5 separate regions of the Homo sapiens genome follow, and regions 1, 2, 3 and 4 are each linked to region 5. A link is a contact called in ENCODE Hi-C or POLR2A ChIA-PET data. All regions are on one chromosome and are shown on one strand. Each heading gives the region's core, a stretch centred on a gene start or an enhancer-like site at or near the end of the contact. The rest is flanking DNA. Distances are from core to core; before and after follow the strand shown. Region 1 overlaps FOXP1 (forkhead box P1). Region 2 overlaps FOXP1 (forkhead box P1). Region 3 has its middle 36 kb from the start of RYBP. Region 4 holds the start of EIF4E3 (eukaryotic translation initiation factor 4E family member 3). Region 5 has its middle 120 kb from the start of LINC00877.

Region 1 (4,274 bases), core at 705-3,204, 420 kb before region 5:
GAGGGCTTAGGATATGACAGACACTGGGCATCATGTGAATTATCCTTACAACAACCCAGACAGGTACCTATTATCAACAACAAAATCATTTTACAGAAGAGTAAACTGAGGCTAAGAAATTGACCCAAGGTCACCCAAATACTAAGGGACCACACTGAGGCTCAGTTCTATTTTGTCTGCTTCAGAGATGATACATGTCAGGAATAGAATAATTTGGTTTTTCTATTAGTGGAACTGGATCTTTCTTGGGTCTTACTCAAATAAGAAGTTGAGCAAAGACTTCTGGGCCCAACAGATACATAATCTGGACTTCCTGGGCCCATTCCTTTGTCTCTATTTTATTTGGTATTCCCTCCCACTCATGCAATCGCTCCCTGTTCTCATCCCTTCCTTTAAGAGCAATGGGAAGAGAAGCATTGTGCCCCTAGCAAGTGCCCTTCCAGGAAAATACAGAATGTGAGCCTGCTGAGGTTGGAGAGATGAATGAGGAGCCAGGCTGGCCATGCAAGGCAAAGTGGGAGCAAACTGCAGAGGGGTGTGTGTATGTGTATGTGTGTGACTGTGGCCAGGGAGTGGCTGGGGAGGAGCAAGCTGAAGGAAAAGGAACAACATCCTGGCTCAGTGGAGCCCTAGGGGAGAGATGCAAAAGCTCTGGCTACTCTATGGGGTGCAGTAGGTTGTTTCAGATGCTTTCTTACTAAAAGCAAGACATAGATGGGCATCTTGTACATATGACCCACTTCTGAGTTTAACAAAAAAGGGCACATGGAGAGGCCCCCTAGGATGGCAGACCAAGCTGGGCAAATTTTATTCAACTCAATGCATGTCTAAGGGCTCAGTGCATGCAAAGATCGGCAACTGGCTGAGAACAGAGTCACCTTACCTACCGCAAAGGCAAAGCAACTGTGGGTTCTCTCTAAATCCTTCAGGACAAAGAACCAAAGTAAGTCTTAAGGACAATGCTTTATTTAGATATAACCACCGGGCTGTGAGAATATTTAAACATTTGGAAAACTTTGTATTGTAGCCATGAAAATGTGGTATTCTAGTCTTGGGTCTTCAATATGTAAATTTTTCTACATTTCAGAATATGAGGATATATGTAACACAGTCTCAAACCCAGAGGAGACTTTGTAACTCTATAAACAGGGTGTGAATTCACTTATTAAAGATATTTTCCTTGCACCCAAGGTGGAACGTCAAAGACAATGTGACCAAATGACAACTGCAATCCTGTGCCACTCGACAAGTAAAACCGTGTTTTCAACACTGTCTCAAAAAATGAGGGCTTTCCTCTCTCTCACCTTTCCTAAGGAGCTGGGCAAGCTGGTGCCAAACTGCCGTATGACTTCATCTCTGAAATCTGAATGGCACGTGTGAATACCCACAGTATGCCAGATTATCAGTAAGGTGATAATGCTTGTATATTATACCTGCTTGGCACCATTTGAATGAGGTTCCCTCAGGCCACTTAAGGTTTCACTTCCTGTTACTTGCACCTGCACTAATTTCAGAAGCAAATAAAAAACCCAGCAAAACCGTATTTTAGGACCTTATTCAAAAGCAAACAGACAAAAACCAAAGCAAGTCAACACAAACCCCAAAACACAGCAATAAGGTAATTAACCTGATGTTCCAAAGCTCATGCCACATATACAAGGTAGGCTTCCTTCAGTTTTTTCGTAATCTTTGCAAAGTTCTCATCCGTTATCTGCCTTGGCTATTTAATGTGACTTTTAACCAATAACGATACAATAGTAATAATCAGAAAAGCTAACATATATAAAGCTCCTGTATTTGCCAGGCACCCTGTGTCACATTCCACATGGATTATCTCATTTAATCCACCGAACAAATTGATGAGGTAAGTTCTTTATTCTGTCCTTTTAAACCCACACAAACATACACACACATTTATGGAAGATCAAGGTAAATCAGAAAGGTTAATAAGCTTTGAGTCACCCAACAAGTGTTAAAAGTCTCTGGTTGGCCGACCTTGAGTCGCTGCCCGTAACTACCACGTTGCAGTGTGACTGACACACATGACCACATTGGATGAGGATTTGGTTACACCCTTGGCCAGTGATGCAGGCTGAGATTAGCAACACTCTTTATCCCTGGAGTTAAATGTCAATTACAGAGTTTTCTTAAAAATTATTTGTAAGTGGGAATTTATATTTCAGTGGACGGGCAGACAATCATTTTGGGGAAGTTATTTCCATAACATTTTTGGAGGATGGAAATTGAAAAGAGAAAGAAAATAAATCAAATCATTACAGGCAGTGGCTCAGGCCTGTAATCTCAGCACTTTGGGAGGCTGAGGTGGGTGGATCACCTGAGGTCAGGAGTTCAAGACCAGCCAGGCCAACATGCTGAAATTCCGTCTCTATTAAAAATACAAAAATTAGCAGGGCGTGGTGGTACACGCCTGTAGTCTCAGAGGCAGGAGAATCTCTTGAACCCGGGAGGCGAGGTTGCAGGGAGCCGAGATCGCACCACTGCACTCCAGCCTGGGCGACAGAGCAAGACTTTGTCTCAAAGAAAAAAGAAAAATGAAAGAAGTCAAATCATCCACTGAGGAGTTAGGGGCTATACAGATACCAATGTCTTCTGTCAATTTGTCCATAGTGGAGTGTTAGGGGTTAAAAAAAGGATGAGAAATGATGGCTTCACGGGCTTCAGACTACCAGACCACATTAACCCACGGGCAGGCCTTCTATAGGGATACCAGGCACACTGCAGCAGGAAGGCAACATTCCTTATTGGTACCTTTGAAACAGTACTTTATTGTTAGGATATTTTATTTTGGTTGTTACCAATTCGTTGTGTAAAACTCGTTGGGTAAGAGAGAGTCTCTGCTAAATACACATATTTGGTGGCAGTGATGGGGGGGGAGCTAAACAGACTCTTAATAAGAAATTCAAATCAAGAATTACTCAAGACGACACCTGCCTTCTGGCCTAATGGAAAAATCAATCTGTCAGGTCTTAATTAAGTGCTCAGGCTAGAAAGAAAAAGCGGCAGCTTATACTTGGTATAGTACCTAGTATATTTTCGGTAGTCAAAATGTAACTAAAAGCCGTATTTGTTGCAGAAATGGTAACTATGCATAAAGATGGCCCATTTGATCCTGGGCGGCCATCTATTTAGTAAATAAAAGGTTGAAGCAGATGAATCTCATAAGCTTGTTGACAAAGATCTCTACGCATAATGATGTTGGGTTTGGATGTTTAAATGATGTTTGTATTAGAATGCCCAACTGAGGATGTCCAAAAATAAGGTAGGGGGTAACGCTGGGTGATCACAGAGCAATACTTTCTGCCCCAGAAGTCATTTGGGGTCGATAAAGGAGTACATGAGAGAAGAGGTGAACAAATGAGATATAAATAAATCAACGAGTGAATCAGTCAATAAATGAACACAGATCCATGTGTTACTTCCACAATGGCCAAGGAAACAACCAATTCTCCACTCTATTGTGTATAATCTCCCAAAAGCGCACAGGTATATGAACATCCACATCTCTCACTGACCACCATGACAGCAGTTAAAGATTCTGCCCGAGCCGCTCCTCATGCACTCAGCACAGATGTGGCTGAATGTGCGTCTCACGGGGGTTATGATCACGGTAGGGAGTGACAGTTGGCAAATGTGAGGTCCCTCTTCCCAACCTGCAAAGCAGCACAGCCAGTTTATTCTCCAACTGCCCTGACAGAGGTGGGGAAATAGAGACATTGAAAACGGTGAGTGGATTACAAGTTAATAACTGGTTTGCAAATGGTGAGCTGTCCTGAGCCACATTCTCGTTCCCCAAGGAACTCAACACCAGACACCTTGCCAGGGAAAAATAATACAGACAGACTACGTAAACACATTCAAATCCCAAACCTGACTATAAAACCCTTGTGTAGTCTAATGTTTGACCCAACTAAAGTATCATTTCCAGTCCCTGTAGTGTGAAAATTAAGGTTGTTGTGAAAAGGCAATCCAACGGGCAATTTGGAAAATAGATAGGAATGCTCTGACGTTCAAAATCTATGACTGTGAGGGAGAGAAGCCCAACAGGGGATCACGCATTTTTCCTTCCTTCAACTTATTTTTCCTTCCTTTCCTTATTATGTACCAGACCCATGGGTGGGGAAGTCAATGCTGTTCTCTGGAAAAAAAGCACTGTGCCCTCCATTGATTTTGAAAGAGCACCCTCCTGAAGGCGCTGGGCTGACACCAGTGCCCACCTGCTCTGCTCATCTTCAGCTTCAAAAGGCCACAGGGAC
Region 2 (4,521 bases), core at 1,159-3,658, 440 kb before region 5:
TAAAAGTTTTCAGTAACTGCAAGATTTCTATTTAATATGCAATTCCATAATAAATAGCTATAATATAAATTTAACCTATATATATCGTTTTCGCAATAGGTAGGAACCAAAAGTAAAAGTCTGAAGAACCTACAACCCAAATATGATGTAAGCCAGCTTAAGATTTTGGAAAATATTACATTCCTAGAAAACAGATTTTTAAGCTATTGCCATGTCCCTTTTGTTGCTGCATATTTAAAAGTAATCACACTCTCCCTGGTTTTCACTGTTTTATTCATCTTAAGCTCCTCTACCAGTGAACCATGGGCACAGGTTTCCAGAAATCACTTTAAATGTTGCATATATCCTGGCAAAAGTCCAAAATTCTAGCCAACATCAGTATTTTCGAGTTAACCTTAATCAACTCTATTGCCTTTCAAAAGTGGAGACAATGCACTTGACCCTTGTTCCATGGAGTATGTGTGTGTGGCTTTTCCCCAGGAGGGGTCATGGATTTGCATTAATCCATACAACACCTTCCCCCACCCACCTCCCCACACTCCAACATCCAACTGCAGACATTCACAAGCCAGCTGGCGAGGGTTAGTGGTCGGTGGCCAGGTAAGAGAGTGAAGGTAACTGGTCCACAAGAGGCAGGAATTCCCACTTTGGCCTCATTAGCAGCAGGGCCAAGCAGCCAAGGCTAAAGTTAACATTCACGAAATACACCTGGCTAATCTTGTAAAGAATAAAGATTTGCTCATTAACTGAGCTTAGAGAAAGGTGTGACCCACAAAACCGAAGAGCTATTTTCAGGTCCTTAATGGTCCAAATTTCGTGATCAAGTTACAAATTCCATGTGGTTCTTCATAAGGTCCCTTTAAGAAACTTTTCGATGATGGAACAGTGGAGCCTCTGGCCATGTCATTCATATACACACAGAGATGCACAAACACCTACCCACCACTTCTATGATGCAGGGTTGAATAAAGCTTAATGGAAGTTAACCTTCTAGCCTGGGTGCAAGATACCCAACCACCGAGATGCTGTTCATCAGGTACCCCAATGCAGCGAAGCACACCTCCAAAGCCTTGCTGAATGGCACTAGCACCAGTGCCACTCCTTGCTCATTTCTAAGAGGCTCCTGGACAGTGAAGTCAGGGAGCTGCCTAGCCTCTGCAGCCCACTCTAAACGGACGATGATTTGCTGATGGTGATTTCTCCTGCAAGGACTACCCAGAGCCACTAATGGAGGCAAGCGCTGGCTTGTTGCTTGAGCTTTCATCTGAAAATAAAACTGAAGGGTCAATTTTCATCATGAGCTTGAGAAAAGAAGGAAATTGCAAAGAAAGGAAGGGGAGAGAGACAGAGACACAGAGAGGAAGAGAGAAAGGAAGGAAGGCAATTGCTTGCTACGAAGACAAAACAAATTGTGAAATCTAGAAATAAATACTCAGGGCTGAATTCTAACACAACTGTCACTGCTGTCAGTTTTAGGAAATAAAACTCTTATGAAATACAAAAAGGTTCAAGGGGGAATTCAATCTATCTGAGTTTTACATAAACTAAAAATTACAGGTTTCTGAAACAGTTGGGATTAGCATTCTTCTTAGGTAGTTTAGGAAAGGTTACCCTTTCCTCCCCTTCATTTTAACACTGTGAGGGGTCTGCCTGCCTACCAAAATGCAACCAGTGCAGCCCCAACCACCAGATCAAGGAACAAACAGTGCAGGACTAGACAGCAGGTTTGTGGAAACCCAGCAAGAACGCTCTTCTTTGAGGAAAGGAGGGCTTGGCAGGTAAACAACCATATCAGGCCTTATCCAAAAAGAAGGTAGAGGTGGGGCCTCTAGGGCGAGGCCCAGATGGTCTCCACGGATTGCTGTGCTCCTTTGGGCCCCGTTTGACCTCTTTTTAAAGGGCTCTGAATACCACTAGGGAACCAATGTCACCCAGCAAGGGCCACTCAGAGCCACACTTAAGGGGCAATGCATGTATTTTCTTCCTTCTATGACATTAGAAGGCAACTTGCTGTTCTTGGGGCCCAAGGCAGAGAAGAATGTGAACACACAAAGTTCTTGTAGAGAATTAGTCCTGGCACAATTACCTAATGGCCTCTTCAACCAAACACCTGGTTGGCTACTTATCAGTAGCAACCCTATAAGCAACCCATTCCAGCAAGGTCCAGAGAGAAGAGAGGACAGCTGTGACTATTCAATCCTTTGGTGGTCATCATCACCTCCCATATTTATGAGGCCTTTTGGCCACAATGGTCTGAGCTCTTGTTGTGTACATCTTTATTAGTTGGAAGAAAAGGTCTAAGGTTTCTTTCCCAACTCAGAGAAGTCCTCTTAAACCAAACTGACTTAGCCAGCCCCAGGTCAGTACAAACAGTCAATTTCATAAGAGGACAAAGGGCTTTGGAAAAGAAGTGAACAGAGAGAGAGGATGAGGCAATCTGCAGTTCCTCTTTGGCTGGGGCCTCTCAATGGGGCCTCATTCTTTGTCTCAAAGATAGACAGGAATTCCAGCATGGACAACACCCCCAAGTTTAAATATACCTTTGAAAATGTGGGTGACTGGCAGATTATTGTAAACCACTGATCATCACCATTAATGTGGGTGTTTTAAAAAGTTGGCCCTATGAATGGAGGTTGAATGCAAGATCCAGCTCTAGTTTAAAACTAAACACACACATACACAAATACACACACACACAAATAGCGTAAGTTTATATGTTGGTTATTTTTCTCCCAAACAGCCTCATAACAGTCTAGCATAATTCAACGTATTTCCTGTCCCCCTTCCTCAACTGTTTTTGTTTTTGTTTTTATTTTAAGACAGGGTCTTGTACCGTCACCCAGGCTGGAGTGCAGTGGCACTCTCACGGCTTGATGCAACCTCAACCGTCAGGACTCAAGCAATCCTCCTGCCTCAGCCTCCCAAGTACTATAGGTGTGAGCCACCACACCCAGCTAATTGTTGTATTTTTGGTAGAGATGGGGTTTCACCATGTTGCCCAGGCTGGTCTCAAACTCCTGAGCTCAGACACTCCTCCTGCCTTGGCCTTCCAAGGTGCTGAGATTACAGGTGTGAGTCACCGCACACAACCCCATTTCTTTTTTATTTATTCCTTCCTCTCTATTCCCCAGCCCCCTGAAACCAGACTTGGCCTTTACCCCCCCAAAAGAAATGAGATGAAGTCAAAATAAAAAGACAAAGCTAATACTAATAAGAATCACTAATATTTCATCAGCATGTGCTATGTAAAAAGTAGTCAGCATTTTGTTTATACTGTATTGACTCATTTAGTCAAAGCAGGACCATGATGAGGTAAATATTGCCATTTTACAGATTTAGGAACTAAGGCGGTGTGTTTAAATAACATATCCAAGGTTAATAAGAGGCAGAGCTGGGATTCAAACTCAGGAACGTTAACCACTGCACAACACTGCCTCAAAGGTGTATTAACCCAAAGAAGTTAATTGTTGACTTCTGAGCTGCTAAGGGCCCACCAGTTGGTTATATATTGGGTTTTCAAGGTTAATATTAACTTAATGAGACTTATGCACTGACTCTATATATGATGCAACTCAACTCTTAGCAACATACTGAGCATACACCACTTAGAACTAACACAACCGAAAGAATGATAAATTAAATAACCTTCTCCCCTACCTAGTGTTTCTTTCATGGCAACAGTTCAGTCGCTGGGGTTTTCCCTCATCTCTAACTTCTCTACTGAGTAAAGGCACATGTTTTTAGACTCCAAAATACATATACTTTATTATTTAAAAAAATTTTTTGAGATGGAGTCACACTCTGTTGCCCAGGCTGGAATACAGTGGCACAATCTCGGCTCACTGCAACCTCCACCTCCCAGGTTCAAGCGATTCTCCTGCCTCAGCCTCCCAGGCAGCTGGGATCACAGGCATACACCATCACACCTGGATAATTTTTGTGTTTTTAGTAGAGATGGGATTTCACCATGTTGCACAGGCTGGTCTTGAACTTCTGGCCTCAGGCGATCCACCCACCTAGGCCTCCCAAAGTACTGGGATTACAGGCATGAGCCACCACACCTAGCCCAAAACATATATATTTTAATAAAACATATCTCAAATATTTCAGTTCACAGGTTAGATATAATGGGAACAAAACTGTCTCAATTTCAACTGTAACATCAAATCATCACATGAACTGAGACTTGCTGAAAGCCCTTGAGGATGGAAGAAATGGTAAATTATATTACAGAATACTCTAATGCTGGGAGTAAAAAAAAAAAAAAAAAAAAAAAAAACGCTCTCTGGTAAACTTTTAATTTTTTTAGGCCTCTTTATATTTAGAACATGCCTTTCTAAAATTTGAAGCTAAGCATATGTCAAAAAATTTTTTTTCAAAGAACCTTATTTTTAAAACTATAACTACAAATGTCAGACAAGTTCATTGTATAAAAGTACTGCAAACAGTATAGCATAAATAAATCAAAAGCAAGTGTGTGCCCCACTCACCCTCCCGCCTCCAGCCCTAACACAGTTTATT
Region 3 (4,029 bases), core at 1,370-3,869, 500 kb after region 5:
CTCCAGCCCAGATCTTCAGATGACCACAGGCCCAGGTGACCTCCTGACTGCAACCCCAAGCCACAACCATGCAATGAGCCACTCCCTCTTTCCTGCCTACCATAAACTGTGTGAGAGAATAAACTGTGAGTGTATTGTCACTTTGGGCTATTTAACTGAGCAGAAATCTGTTATGCTGCAATAGATAATCAACCCTTCAGCTTTGGAGCCATCTAGGAAGGTTTAGGGACCAGCATGGCTTTGGGAGGAGCAATTCATTCCAAGCCAATTTAATTTCCTCTCATGATGAAGTGACCTGGCATGCGGATAAGGGAGCAATAAGTGTATCTCCTCGCCTCTGGAGGGCTTTTAATTCAATACCACATGCCACTCTCATCAACATGCAGGGAGGCAGGGTCTGGGCAGTGGTTCATTGATTTGGCCCTAGGAGAATACACGTAGGAGCTCATCCAGGACTTGAGGGAGGGGAAGGAATATGGATATTTCTGTGATCTGAATGTGTCCCCCAAAATTCATGTGTTGGAAACTTGATCCTTAATGCAATAGTGTTGGGAGGTGGAACCTTTGGGGAGGTGTTTAGATCAGGAGGGCTCTGCCTTCATGAATGGATCAATGCTATCACAAAAGGGCCTGATGGAGGCAGTTTGGTTCTTTTTTTGCCTTTCCTTCTGCCTTCTGCGTGGGAGGGCACAGCATTCAAGACACCATCTTAGAAGCAGAGACTGGGCCCTCACCAGACACAAAACCTGCCAGTTCCTTGATGTTGGACTTATCAGAATCCAGAACTGTGAGAAATAAATTGATAAATTACCCAATTTGTGGTATTTTGTTATAGCAGCACAAACAGACTAAGATAGATACTAATACTAATACAATACCAACATCAAAACTGCTAGCAGGCTGGGCATGGGGTTCACACCTGTAATCCCAGCACTTTGGGAGGTCAAGGCAGGCAGATCTCTTGAGGCCAGGAGTTTGAGACCAGCCTGGCCAACATGGTGAAACACTGTCTCTACTGAAAATATAGCCAGGCATGGTGGTGTGTGCCTGTAACCCTGAGTAATCTTGGGAGTCTGAGGCACAAGAATCGCTTGAACCCAGGAGGCAGAGGTTGTAGTGAGCCGAGATCCTGCCACTGCCCTCCAGCCTGGGTGATAGAGCAAGATTCTGCCTTTAAAAAAAAAAAAAATGCTGCTAGCAATGCACTTCACTAATACTCATTTTACACTGCTAATACTTGTCACCCAGAAAACCTCCCTCCTGGAGAGCCCCAGGTTCTTCAGAACTCAGTAATCACTCTTTAACAAACAAAGAAAATGGTTTCAGCCCCACTGCAGCACTCTGACACATCTTCAAAAACTCCACAGATTTCCAGAAAGACATACCTTCTCCTGGTCAGTGGGGGTTACGCCCTCGGTCACCACTGTCATCTGGTCCTTAGCCATCATCCTCTGTTCCTGAAGCTGCCATTCTCTCTCCCCATCTCTGTTACCCCTGGACCACCTCACATCTGCCATGCCTCATAGCATCATGAACACAAAGCTGGTTCCCAAAAGTGTTTGTGGATAACGGAAGGGGTATTGCAGTCCTGCATATCTGGTCAATTACAGGAACACAGCATCCTGGTTCTTGGCTGGGTGCAGCGGCTCACATCTGTAATCCCAGCACTTTGGGAGGCAGGTGGATCACTTTAGGTTAGGAGTTTGAGACCAGCCTGGCCAACACGGTGAAACCCTGTCTCTACTAAAAATACAAAAAATTAGCCGGGTGTGGTGGTGCACACCTATAATCCCAGGCACTTGGGAGGCTAAGGCAGGAGGATCACTTGAACCTGGGAGGTGGAGGTTGCAGTGAGCCAGGATGGCACTGCTGCACTCCAGCCAGGGTGACAGAGCGAGGCTCTATCTCAAAATATTTTAAAAAGTAAAAAATAAATAAAAATAAAAAAAGCAATATAGCATCCTGGTTCTTGAGTTTTCTGGACTGTCCCTACACCGGGGGCTTCTCTTGCTCTAGAGATGTCCTTGCTAATCATTGCTCTCCTGAGCTGCCTCTGTTTTTCTCTGGACCCTCTCCTCTCAATCCCTTCCTGCTTCCCATCTCTGTGGCCTTGGCTTCTTCTTAACAAGCTTGCCACCCCCAACTTCAAATTCCTGTCAATTTGTTGTAAACAAGCTACCTCTGTTTGTGTCTTGCCTTTTCCCACCAGGGAGGTATAGACATGGTTAAAGACACGGCCTCTGGCACTGGAAGGCCTCCTTTTCACTCCCAGCTAGGCATTCTTCAAATCCTTCCTATCCCTATTTTACAGCTGACAAAACTGACTTCCGGGGGATTTGGTTTTGCTCAAGGACCCAGGGTCCTTCAGGGGTAGGTAGGAAAGATCTGGGACAACTCCCAGGCCTCTTCCAGGCAGAAGGAGAAGTAGGTTGGAGAATGCTAGTTGAGGGCACCTGCAAAAGCTAAATCAAGACTGCCTGAAGCTTAGGAGGAAGGAAATGTGTGTAGATTTAGTTCCTAGAGGGCTTATAAATAGGACCATTGCTCATTTGTCCTGAAAAGTCGCTGGGCAACCTTCCCGAGGTGAGGGGTGGGGGCGGGGCCACATGCCCTCCTGAGGTCATTTCTAGCTTGATGATTCACACGGCAAAATCCCAGCGTGGGTTCAGCGCCCCTCCCCGCACCCGCCCCGTGTACTTTCATTTTGCATTATGATTTTTCACTCAAGCTGATGCGAACCCAAATTGATGTCATTTCCCTCCCAATAAGCTCTTGACCAGAAAACATCTAATTCTCCATCTAGCTGGGATTTTTTTTTTTTCACTCAGTTTCTATAAAATCATGCTGCAGTTTGCCTCGATATTTTCTTCTCTTTTAAAGATAGCATTTGTCAAGGCTTATCTTCTGGTCGTAAAACTAATATATATGCTCACTGCAAAAGAATCTGGAACACAAGAGGCCTGAAAGAAGAAAATAAAAATTATATATAGCATCACACACGTAGACAAACAGGAAAGATCATAGTATGTTTTCTTTCTGTCTTCCCCTTGTATATATATCTTTAACATAATTAGATCAAATGCTTTTTTAAAAATCTATTTAAGAGTGAGAGGGAAGAATCATAGATTCTGGCTTCAGCAGAACATGTGTTTTAATAGGTTATATTTATTGAGGGCTGAAAATGTTCTAGGCACTTTACTCAGTGTGTATTGGTGGAATGTCAGCCATTTATGTTCATTGCTTTTCAAAATCCTCACAACAGCCCCTGAGAAAGATATTACTATCATGCCCATTTTACAGGTGAGGAAGCTGAGGCTCTGAGACGTCCCAAGAACAGCTGGTTCATAAAGCAGCTGGGATTAATTTTAATTAAAGTCATCTTGCTTCCACAGGCTGGGCTCTTAAACTTTTTATTTATTTATTTATTTATTTATTTATTTATTTATTTATTTACTTTTCATAGAGACAGGGTCTCACTGTGTTGCCCAGGCTGGTCTCGAACTCCTGGGCTCAAGCAATCCCCCCAACTTGGCCTCCGAAAGTGCTGAGACTACAAGTGTGAGCCACCACACCTGGCCAGCTATTAACCTTTATAGTATGTATAGAGTTTGTCACTTCATAGGGATAAGTGCTTCAATTGGGAATGCCATGAAGGCAACACTGGCCTGCTTCTCATGTAACTAAGAATTTTTTTTTTTTTTTTTGAGACAGGGTCTCACTCTGTCGCCCAGGCTGGAGTGCAGCGGTACAATCTCGGCTCACTGTAATCTCCACTTCCCAAGTTCAAGCGATTCTCATGCCTCAGCCTCCTGAGTAGCTGGGACTACAGGCACACACCATCACACCTGGCTAATTTTTGTATTTTTTGGTAGAAACGGGGTTGCACCATGTTGGCCAGGCTGGTCTCGAACTCCTGACCTCAAGTGATTCACCCACCTCAGCCTCCCAAAGTGCTGGGATTACAGGCACGAGCCACCTCACCGAGCCTGTAACTGGGAATATTTTAATCAAAGCACAACATACTCGTGG
Region 4 (4,141 bases), core at 424-2,923, 260 kb before region 5:
GTTGCAGCACACCTATGAAAACAGACACGATTTCATTCTGCTAAGGTCTGCCAAAAGCACGCTTGTTATGACAGTATAATGCTCTCTTAGCATCCCATAATGAAAGTGAAAATGTTTTGAAAGAACGAAACTCACTCCATCTCCCCCACCCCCAACTTTTTTGGGTCTCCGGCAAAGAAAATGGCAGCAAGTGACAATTCTTATAGACGGGTGCTATAAGAACCCAAAAGGAAAAAAGAAATGAGCTTGTCTTAACCAAAAAAAAAATGAATATCACTTTTTTAAAACAAAATCTTGCAGTCATTTTATGCAAAGCCTTTTAAAACCAGATTTGTGTGTACCAAGCAAACTTCTCAGAACACTGTCACACATTTCTTCCTAACACTTAGCCAGAATAGACACGGTTTCATCAAAATTTCCAAATGCTCTTGGGACAACCTTGAGGTGTCATCATTGGGCACCCACTGCAGGGCAGACACTAAGAAGGGGCTTTGCATTCATCCATCTATTCATTCATAACAATTTCTGGTGTTCTTACTAGGGACCAGGCACAGTTCTAGGTCCAAAATGTCCAAAAACAAAAATCCACTGCTCTTTTATCCTTAACTGAGGGGAGGTGTTGAGGAGCTGGGGAGACAGACTGAAAGTAAACAAATTCATATATAATAAAATCCAGCTGCATTAAGCATTAGGAAGAAAAAGAAGGCAGGGCAGGAGAATACAAAACGAGGGAGCAAGGTTTCTATTTTAGATACGGTAGTCAGGGGGTCTTTCTGAAAAGATGGCACCTGGGTTGTCCCTTGAGAAAGCCATAATTCACCCCCTTCCTGACAAGGTCAGCTGCTGCTCATTATTGAATCTCCAGCGCATAGCAGGTGTGTGGCTCCACTGTAGGTGTTCAGGAAATACCTGCCCAGTGGATGAGGAAGAACTGGAAGAGGAGTCCACGGCAGCAGCGGCCGGACACGGGGTGGGAGCGCCCGCCGTGCAATAATCATTGCACCACCGCACACCTCCCAAGGGATGGGCAACTTTTCCGAGCGCTGTCACAGCTGAGGTCGTGTCCTGAGCTCCCAGGCGCCCCGCGGGGTAAGCAGGACAGCCCTCTCCCTGCAGCAGGGACGCGGCCACCCCCAGCTCGCCTACCCTCTCCCACGGCCCTGCCAGCACGCCGCGTTCCGATCGGAAGGGAACAAGGGGTAGAAAGTGTTGCCGAAACTTTTCGGGCTGCGCTGTCCTCCCCCGGCCCGGAGGCGAGGACGCCGAACAGCCGCCCGGCGCGGCCCGAAGCTGGCTTCCGACCCGGCGGGGCGAGTCCCGGGGTGCGCAGGCGGACGCGCGGAGGGGCCGAGGTCTGTGCCACAGCGGAGCGGGGCCGGGGCGAGGGGCCGCGCCGAGACAAAGCGGCGGTGGCGGCAGGACCCGGGTCGGGGCCGTGCGCGGCGGGCCCCGCGCCCCCTCACCTGTCGAGCCAGAAGGTCCAGGACGAGTGCAGCGGGACCCCGCCCGGCTCAGGCTGCAGCGCCGACAGCTGCTGCAGGCCGAGCGGCGGCTCGGGGGCGGCGGCAGCGGCGGCGGCGCGGGACCCCGGCGGCTCCCGGGCCCCGGCGGGGGGCGCGGCGGCCGGGGGCAGCGCCATTTTCTCCGCCCCGCCTGCAAGGCCGGCGGACGCGCGGACCGCGGGGCGAGCGCGGCTGAGTCACCCCCGGCCCCCGCCCCGCCCCGCCCCGCGCGCCCCGCCCCGCCCCGGGCTAGCCGCCCGCCGCCCGCCGCCCGCCGCCCGCCGCCTTCAGGGCCTGGGAGCCGCGCGGAGGGGCCGTGGGAGGCACGGCCGGGCCGGGGCCGCCGAACAAAGACAGACCCACGGAGGGATGGGGGGCCGATCCCGCTCAGGCGCGGGCCCAGCGTGGGAGACTGACGGCCTGGCCTGGAGTGGCGGCCGGGGACGGGCTAGAGGGCCCACGGGGGTGAGAGGGACCGGGGAACGGTCTGCGGGCTGGCTCTGCAGCCATGCAAAAGGGCAGCGGGATGGAGCGGCAGGCTAGGGACAGATGGAGGGATGGATGGGACAGGGGATGGAGCCCCAGACCCACGTGGTGCGAGGGAAGGAGGGATGGACAGACATACCAGCAGTCAGAAGGATGGAGTGAAGGCTGGCAGATGGCTGGAGGAGAGAAGGAGGGATGGAGGGCAGATGGAAGCACAGTTGGGTGTGACAGATAAATGGAGAGGGGAACCGATGGCCAAATGGATAAAGAGACTCCAGTGCCCGCGAGTACAGAACAAAGGGCGAGAAAGAAGAACGAACAAGAGAACCACCGACTGGGGCATGAGGTTGGAGCAGGTGGGCTTTGCATTCCTCTTGGTGAGAGCATACTTCCTAACTCCGCTGATTTGAAGGGGCCAGAGCCCCCATCCCAACCTCTGGAGCTACCATGTGACCACAGTGAAGGCCTCAAGCCTGGCTTAACGTGTGGCTAACTTCAGAGAACATTTCCCAAAATCAGCCAAAGTATCCAGATCTGCCCTAAAGCACCGGCGAGTCGGGAGGAGGAAAGCGGGCACCTGTGAACACAGAGCGCTCTGCTTCCTGTACCTCTGAGCACCCAGGAAGTCCCTTAGGCGGTGAGATTCCTGAGCCCAAAGTAGGAGGGGCCCTCCTAACACAGCATCTCCCCAGGTCTCTGTCACTTTCTTTTTCAAAAGAAAAGCAAAGGCATGAGGCCTGTGAACACACATGTCACAACCAGCATGGACATCCTCTTTACACTTGAATTTCTAGATAGTTCCTCTCTGGCTTTGAACAGTGAAGGGCGTGGGATGCCATCTCCTCATTGACCTTCTACCTGGCCTAGCATGTGTTCTGTTCATGCCTTGAGCATTCGCTGGGATGGAAGAGCTACAAAACAAGATGAGTTCAGGGGCATCAACAGCATCATAGCAGACTGTCATGAATCCCAGAGTAGATGCCCTCCCTAAAAGGTAATCAAGGTCACATAAAGTGACAATAATAAAAACAAGACCGCTGCTTTAAACTTAACTTCTATACAACATACAATGCTGGAAGCAATGACAGATTTTATAAAATCTGTCCAACACTAAAACAGGGGAGGGTGCTTTTGGTTAGATGCATTTATCTTGTTGCTTAATATCTCCTTTCATTTTTCCAAGAAGCGTGGTATATGGCATTGTTTAAACTGCTCTGAGCACTTTACCCGTAATAACTCATTTAATCCTTACAATAAGCCAATGAGGAAGATACTATTAACCCATTTTACAGATGAGGAACAGAGATAAGATTAAGATAACCCCAAGGTCACAGAGCTAGTAAGTGGGACAGCTGGGATTTGAACATAGGTATTCAGACTCCAGAGTCTAGACTTTCAACTGCCAGACTCTCCTACCTCTCTACACAGAACACTAACAAGTCCACAACGTAAAAACAAGCTGTGAATAGTAGGTCTCCCTCCCTCCCAAGACTATCAATCTTCATTCCCAGAGGAAACCACTGGCAACAGTTTCCTTCCAGAAAAATGCAAGTATGCACATGCAAGCATATATCTAGATTCATAAGTTATAAATCTATATCTTTTTTATAACCAAAATGGAAGCATTTAATACCAATGCTGTACCTTCTTATTTCACTTAACATTATATCCTTGAAGATTTTTCCATATCAAAACATATAGATCTACTTTATCTTAAGGGCTGCAAAGTAATTCATTGTAAAGAGGTAATATAATTTAATTCACTAGCCTCCAACATTTATGTGGTTTCTAGACATTTTCTTATATAAATAATGCTACCATAAGTATTTTTATATTTATGGCTTTCTTCATCTACACAAGCTAATCTCAGAATAAGTTTGGAGAAGAATTGTTGGCTGCATTTAAAAATTTGATACATATTGCCAAATTGCTTTGCAAAGTGGTTACATGAATTTATATATAGCTGATATATAAATAATGGTTGATTCTGAAAATTTATATTTACGAAGTGACACATATCTGTATAAAATTCCAAGGCATGGGTAGAAAGGAAGTTTTGCTTTCTAATGATTAAAGCTAGTCAAACTGTCAAGTTTAGCTCCTTCCTTATGTCCTTTAACAATATCCTCAGCAAAAAAGGGCTAGTCAAGAAT
Region 5 (4,256 bases), core at 1,670-4,169:
CTATCCACTTGATTATTAAAATCCTTCTCTGCTGAGGTCATCTGTTGGTGAGCACTCACACGAGATACAAATGTCTTCACAGTTTTTGACCACTCAGAGAGGTCCATACCTCTTCCCCAGATTTCTTTGTCACAAATTTTCCAATCATGCTTCTTCCAAGTCCCTGACCATCCAGCCAAACCATTGGCTATACAGCCCATGAAATCAGTATATAATCACACATCAGACCATTTCTCCTTCCATGCAAAGTGCACAACCAGGTGCACTGCTCGAAGTTCTGCCCACTCGGAAGATTTCCCTTCACTGCCGTCCTTCAGGGATGTCCTAGAAAGGGGCTGTAGTGCTACAGCTGTCCACTTTCGGGTGGTGCCTGCATATTATGCAGAACCATCTGTGAACCAGGCCCTAGTCTTCTCTTCCTCTGTCAGCTGATCAGAGGGAACTCCCCACGAGGCCATCAGGGCAGGCTGGGGGTGAGAAGGCAGGGTGGCAGGAGTGGAGACCATGGGCATTTGAGCCACTTCCTAATGTAACTTACTTGTGCCTTCAGGACCTGCTCAAGCCTGATCACGTATATGCCACTTTCATCTGATGATGGAATGCTGCTGTGCGTGACTCACTTTATGGCTAGATGTGTCAGAAAGCACCCAGTTCGTGATAGGCAGTTCAGGTTGCATGGTGACTTGATGACTCATAGTCAAATGTTCAGTTTCTACCAAAGCCCAGTAATAGGCCAAGAGCTGTCTCTCAAAAGGAGAGTAGTTATCTGCAGAAGATGACAGGGCTTAGATCCAAAATCCTAGAAGCCTCCATTGCAATTCACCTATGGAGGCCTGCCAAAGGCTACAAACGGCATCCCTACCTGCCACTGACACCTCAAGCACCATTGGATCTGCTGGGTCATATGGCCCAAATGGCAGAGCAGCTTGCACAGCTGCCTGGACCTATTGCAGAACCTTCTCCTGTTCTGGACCTCACTCAAAACTGGTAGCCTTTTGGGTCACTCAATAAATGGGCCGGAGAAACACAGTAGGATTCTCGATAAAATTGGGCTCTTGGCCAGCCATGGCACTTTGTAATTCCTGTATTACCGGCACCTTTGGAGGCTGAGGTGGGTAGATCACTTGAGGTCCATAGTTTGAAACCAGCCTGGCCAACACAGCGAAACCCCGTCTCTACTAAAAAAATACAAAAAATTAGCTGGGCATGGTGGCGCATTGCCTGTAATCAGCTACTGAGGAGGTTGAGGCAGGAGAATCGCTTAAACCCAGGAGGCAGAGGTTGCAGTGAGCCAAGTTCACACCACTGCACTCCAGCCTGGGTGACAGAGAAAGACCCTGTCTCAAAAAAGAGAAAGAGCTCTTGAGGACATGCCCAAAGATGGGGCCTTGTTGACGAAGAGCTCAAAGGAGCCTGGCTAGAGTTTGGTCAAGGAGAGAGTTTTTGACACCACCTGCTTGAGCACGACCCAACAGCTCTTGCCCCATGCCTGACTTTGCCTCCTATGCTGAGGACTCTCTTCTTCTCTCCTGCCCTAAGGCATCTCTGTTGCTGCTGAGACACCAGGTGGCCTAGACCCCAACATGTGTGACCTGGAAGTGAGCAGGGTGGTTAACACTTTGATCAGTGAGGGACAGAAGCTGGTCAAATGATAAATTGGGAGAACTTATTGGAAAGGATAAACTCTGATACTGTCCTCCCAATGAGCGCACACTGTCCTAAGATGTGTGTACAACCTGTCGGAGGACAGTGACAAATTGGAGCAATCGATCGCTTTCCATGCCAACTTGGCATGCACCTTCTTATATTTGCTGTCATTCATTCCTGACCTCATTCCTGTTTCCCCTCACTCTATCATCCCTGGGACTGCACTTCCCAATAAAATATTAGTGTATAATCATTTGCCTCCAGCTCTGTTTTCTAGAGAATCTAGGCTGAGACAACTAGCACTGTGATGCCCAGAGGAGACTGGGATTCAAAGAATATTATGTTTGAAGACCTTTATGCTCAGTAGAATCCTTACGTGATGCAAGATTAAGTTAGGATTAATATCCGGATCATGCTTGAGGCTAGCTCTGTTTTAAGAAGGCTTTCACAGGGAGCCCCTCTCTTGCTCTTGACATTTAGAAGTATGGGAAGGTACAGTCCTTTTCCTGAGCTGTCTGACTTTTAGCTGCCAGACACACCTGTAGCAGCCGCCAGATGATGCAGGCTCTTCCTCCTTAGTAACCATCTGTCTACAATGATGGGCAGCCTCAAGGGAGGGTCTCCTCTACCATCTCCCTCTCGTTTCTTCTCCTTGGTCTCTCAACCCCTCTGAATAGCTGAATACCTCCCCTCTTTATATCTTAGCTTTCTGTGGACCAAAACCCAGAAAGGCAAGGGGCTGTGCACCCAGGCGCATAGTTACAATCTGACACCCAATAGATACTTTACGTTCCAGGATGTATCAAAAGCAGGTGGCAGTGGGCGCGGTGGCTCACGCCTGTAATCTCAGCACTTTGGGAGGCCGAGGTGGGTGGATCACTTGTCAGGAGTTCAAGACCAGCCTGGCCAACATGGTGAAACCCCATCTCTACTAAAAATACAAAAATTAGCTGGGCCTGGTGGTGGGTGCCTATAATCCCAGCTACTTGGGAGGCTGAGACAAGAACTGCTTGAACCCGGGATGCAGAGGTTACGGTGAGCCGAGATGGTGCTACTGCACTCCAGCCTAAGCAACAGAGCAAGGTTCTGTCTCAAAAAAAAAAAAAAAAAAATACATGTGGCAAATAAGCACATGAGAACAGTTTTGACATCATTAGTTATTAGGGAGACTCAAGTTAAAACCACAATGAGCTACCAAAAAAAAAAAAAAAAAAAAAGAAAGAACAAAAGCATGTGCAAATCTGTCAAAATCATGATATGAAAATGTGTACACAACATAATGCAGTGTGCCAGCATTCACTGAGATTTCAAAGTCAATTCAAGCAATAGCTATCAGCGCTGGTCCTGTGCTAATCTTAAAATGGCACAAGGCAGTTACGGTCACAGGTGCTTCCCACACACCAGGCATGTACCGAACGTTTCATGTAAGTGTTTCATTTTGAATCAAAACCTTGTGAGGTAGACTATTATTATCTCTAATTTACAAAGGAGGCAAATGAGCTTCAGAGAGAAAAGGAACTTGCCAGAATCTCACAACTGGCTGAACCAAAATTCGGATCCAGGACTTTCTAACTGCAAAGCCCACAATCATAAGCCTTGTGCTTCCCCCATATCCTGTTGGCCCTGACTTCCTTACACGCCTACGAAGTCCTCTGTGATCTCTGCCTGAGGGTTTTCTCCTCTGCACACATGTTGGGCTGCAAGTGCTCAGGAGTTGATACTCCCAAGAGCAGCCCCAGCTGATGATGAATGAGCATTGGAGGGTAAGCATCAGCTTCCTTGCCCCTTGCGGGCCTTAACCCTGGTAGGTTCTGCACAGTCTTCTGAAGGTTCCCAGTTGTCTGCAGTGAAAACCCACTCAGCAACACACAAAATTGGCTTCCTTCTCTTCCCTGTCTCATTTCCCAACTCCCCTAGTGGGATCACTTTCCAAATCAACAGTGTGTACTGAAACTCCTGTCTCAGAGTCTGCTGCTCGGGGGCGGGTGGGGTGGAAGATAGACTCGGTGGGAGGTAGGGTTCCTTATTCTGGAAGAACTTACATATTCTTATGGAGAAAACACACACACACACACACACACACACACACACACACACACACACACGCATGCACAGAGAAGTAGAGAAATAACAAAGACTGTCTCCTGAAGGTAGAACTGCGTGGTATCATGTATCAAAGATAGAATGGGCCTGATGGTACAAAGTGAAGGCAGCTGCACCTGATGACCCCTCACTTTTTTTTTTTTTTTTTTTTTTTGAGACAGGGTTTCACTCTGTCACCCAGGCTGGAGTGCAGTGGTGCTATCTCAGCTTACTGCAACATCTGCCTCCCTGGTTCAAGTAATTCTCCTGCCTCAGCCTCCCACGTAGCTGAGTTTACAGGTGTGCACCACCACACCTGGCTAGTTTTTGTATTTTTAGTAGAGACAGGGTTTTACCATGTTGTCCAGACTGATCTCAAACTCTCGACCTAAGGTGATCCTCCCACCTCAGCCTCCCAAAGTGCTGGAATTACAGGTGTGAGCCACCATGCCTAGTCGACCCCTGATGTTTTGACTGAAAGACCTCAGATTCTCTCCCTTGTGCCACCACCCAGGAGGGTACAAACA

Evidence for each region. Hi-C counts contacts between places; a loop is a spot of excess contacts on that map. ChIA-PET counts read pairs that join two places held with the same protein, here RNA polymerase II (POLR2A). Pooled maps may share reads with other maps.
Region 1: a loop to region 5 is called in a map with no recorded cell type, with 8 times the contacts of the local background. The contact joins two enhancer-like sites. A Hi-C loop is called at or near these places in 1 of 168 maps with a recorded cell type or tissue (Ramos), 4 of 37 single-sample maps with no recorded cell type and 2 of 50 pooled maps. POLR2A ChIA-PET finds 5 or more read pairs at or near these places in 1 of 52 experiments (OCI-LY7).
Region 2: a pooled map shows a loop between it and region 5 (3-fold over the local background). The contact joins two enhancer-like sites. A Hi-C loop is called at or near these places in 1 of 37 single-sample maps with no recorded cell type and 1 of 50 pooled maps. POLR2A ChIA-PET finds 5 or more read pairs at or near these places in 2 of 52 experiments (OCI-LY7 and activated CD4-positive, alpha-beta T cell).
Region 3: a loop to region 5 is called in a pooled map, with 6 times the contacts of the local background. The contact joins two enhancer-like sites. A Hi-C loop is called at or near these places in 2 of 37 single-sample maps with no recorded cell type and 11 of 50 pooled maps. POLR2A ChIA-PET finds 5 or more read pairs at or near these places in 3 of 52 experiments (Caco-2, GM12878 and activated naive CD4-positive, alpha-beta T cell).
Region 4: a map of naive thymus-derived CD4-positive, alpha-beta T cell shows a loop between it and region 5 (2.2-fold over the local background). The contact joins the promoter of EIF4E3 here to the enhancer-like site in region 5. A Hi-C loop is called at or near these places in 1 of 168 maps with a recorded cell type or tissue (naive thymus-derived CD4-positive, alpha-beta T cell) and 10 of 50 pooled maps. POLR2A ChIA-PET finds 5 or more read pairs at or near these places in 2 of 52 experiments (activated CD4-positive, alpha-beta T cell and activated T-cell).

The regions. Positions count from the first base shown.
Region 1 is chr3:71,562,562-71,566,835 of GRCh38, forward strand. All of the region lies in intron 2 of FOXP1 (forkhead box P1), which reads right to left. Among named protein-coding and RNA genes, the nearest start is that of FOXP1, 19 kb to the right of the region's middle. Within about 2 kb of position 1,955, at least 5 of the 41 ENCODE cell types and tissues checked have a DNase peak (open chromatin) inside an H3K27ac peak, as active enhancers do; they include OCI-LY7, where a contact is called at or near this core.
Region 2 is chr3:71,545,608-71,550,128 of GRCh38, forward strand. All of the region lies in intron 2 of FOXP1 (forkhead box P1), which reads right to left. Among named protein-coding and RNA genes, the nearest start is that of MIR1284, 5.8 kb to the left of the region's middle. Within about 2 kb of position 2,409, at least 2 of the 41 ENCODE cell types and tissues checked have a DNase peak (open chromatin) inside an H3K27ac peak, as active enhancers do.
Region 3 is chr3:72,480,477-72,484,505 of GRCh38, forward strand. No RefSeq gene overlaps it. Among named protein-coding and RNA genes, the nearest start is that of RYBP, 36 kb to the left of the region's middle. RefSeq lists an enhancer at 2,033-2,533. Within about 2 kb of position 2,620, at least 16 of the 41 ENCODE cell types and tissues checked have a DNase peak (open chromatin) inside an H3K27ac peak, as active enhancers do.
Region 4 is chr3:71,723,729-71,727,869 of GRCh38, forward strand. It overlaps EIF4E3 (eukaryotic translation initiation factor 4E family member 3), which reads right to left and starts at 1,674. Exons shown (of 7, transcript NM_001134651.2): 1 at 1,464-1,674. The coding sequence starts at 1,639. RefSeq lists silencers at 1,079-1,198, 1,329-1,398.
Region 5 is chr3:71,982,157-71,986,412 of GRCh38, forward strand. No RefSeq gene overlaps it. Among named protein-coding and RNA genes, the nearest start is that of LINC00877, 120 kb to the right of the region's middle. RefSeq lists enhancers at 1-1,126, 166-255, 496-845. Within about 2 kb of position 2,920, at least 2 of the 41 ENCODE cell types and tissues checked have a DNase peak (open chromatin) inside an H3K27ac peak, as active enhancers do; they include OCI-LY7, where a contact is called at or near this core.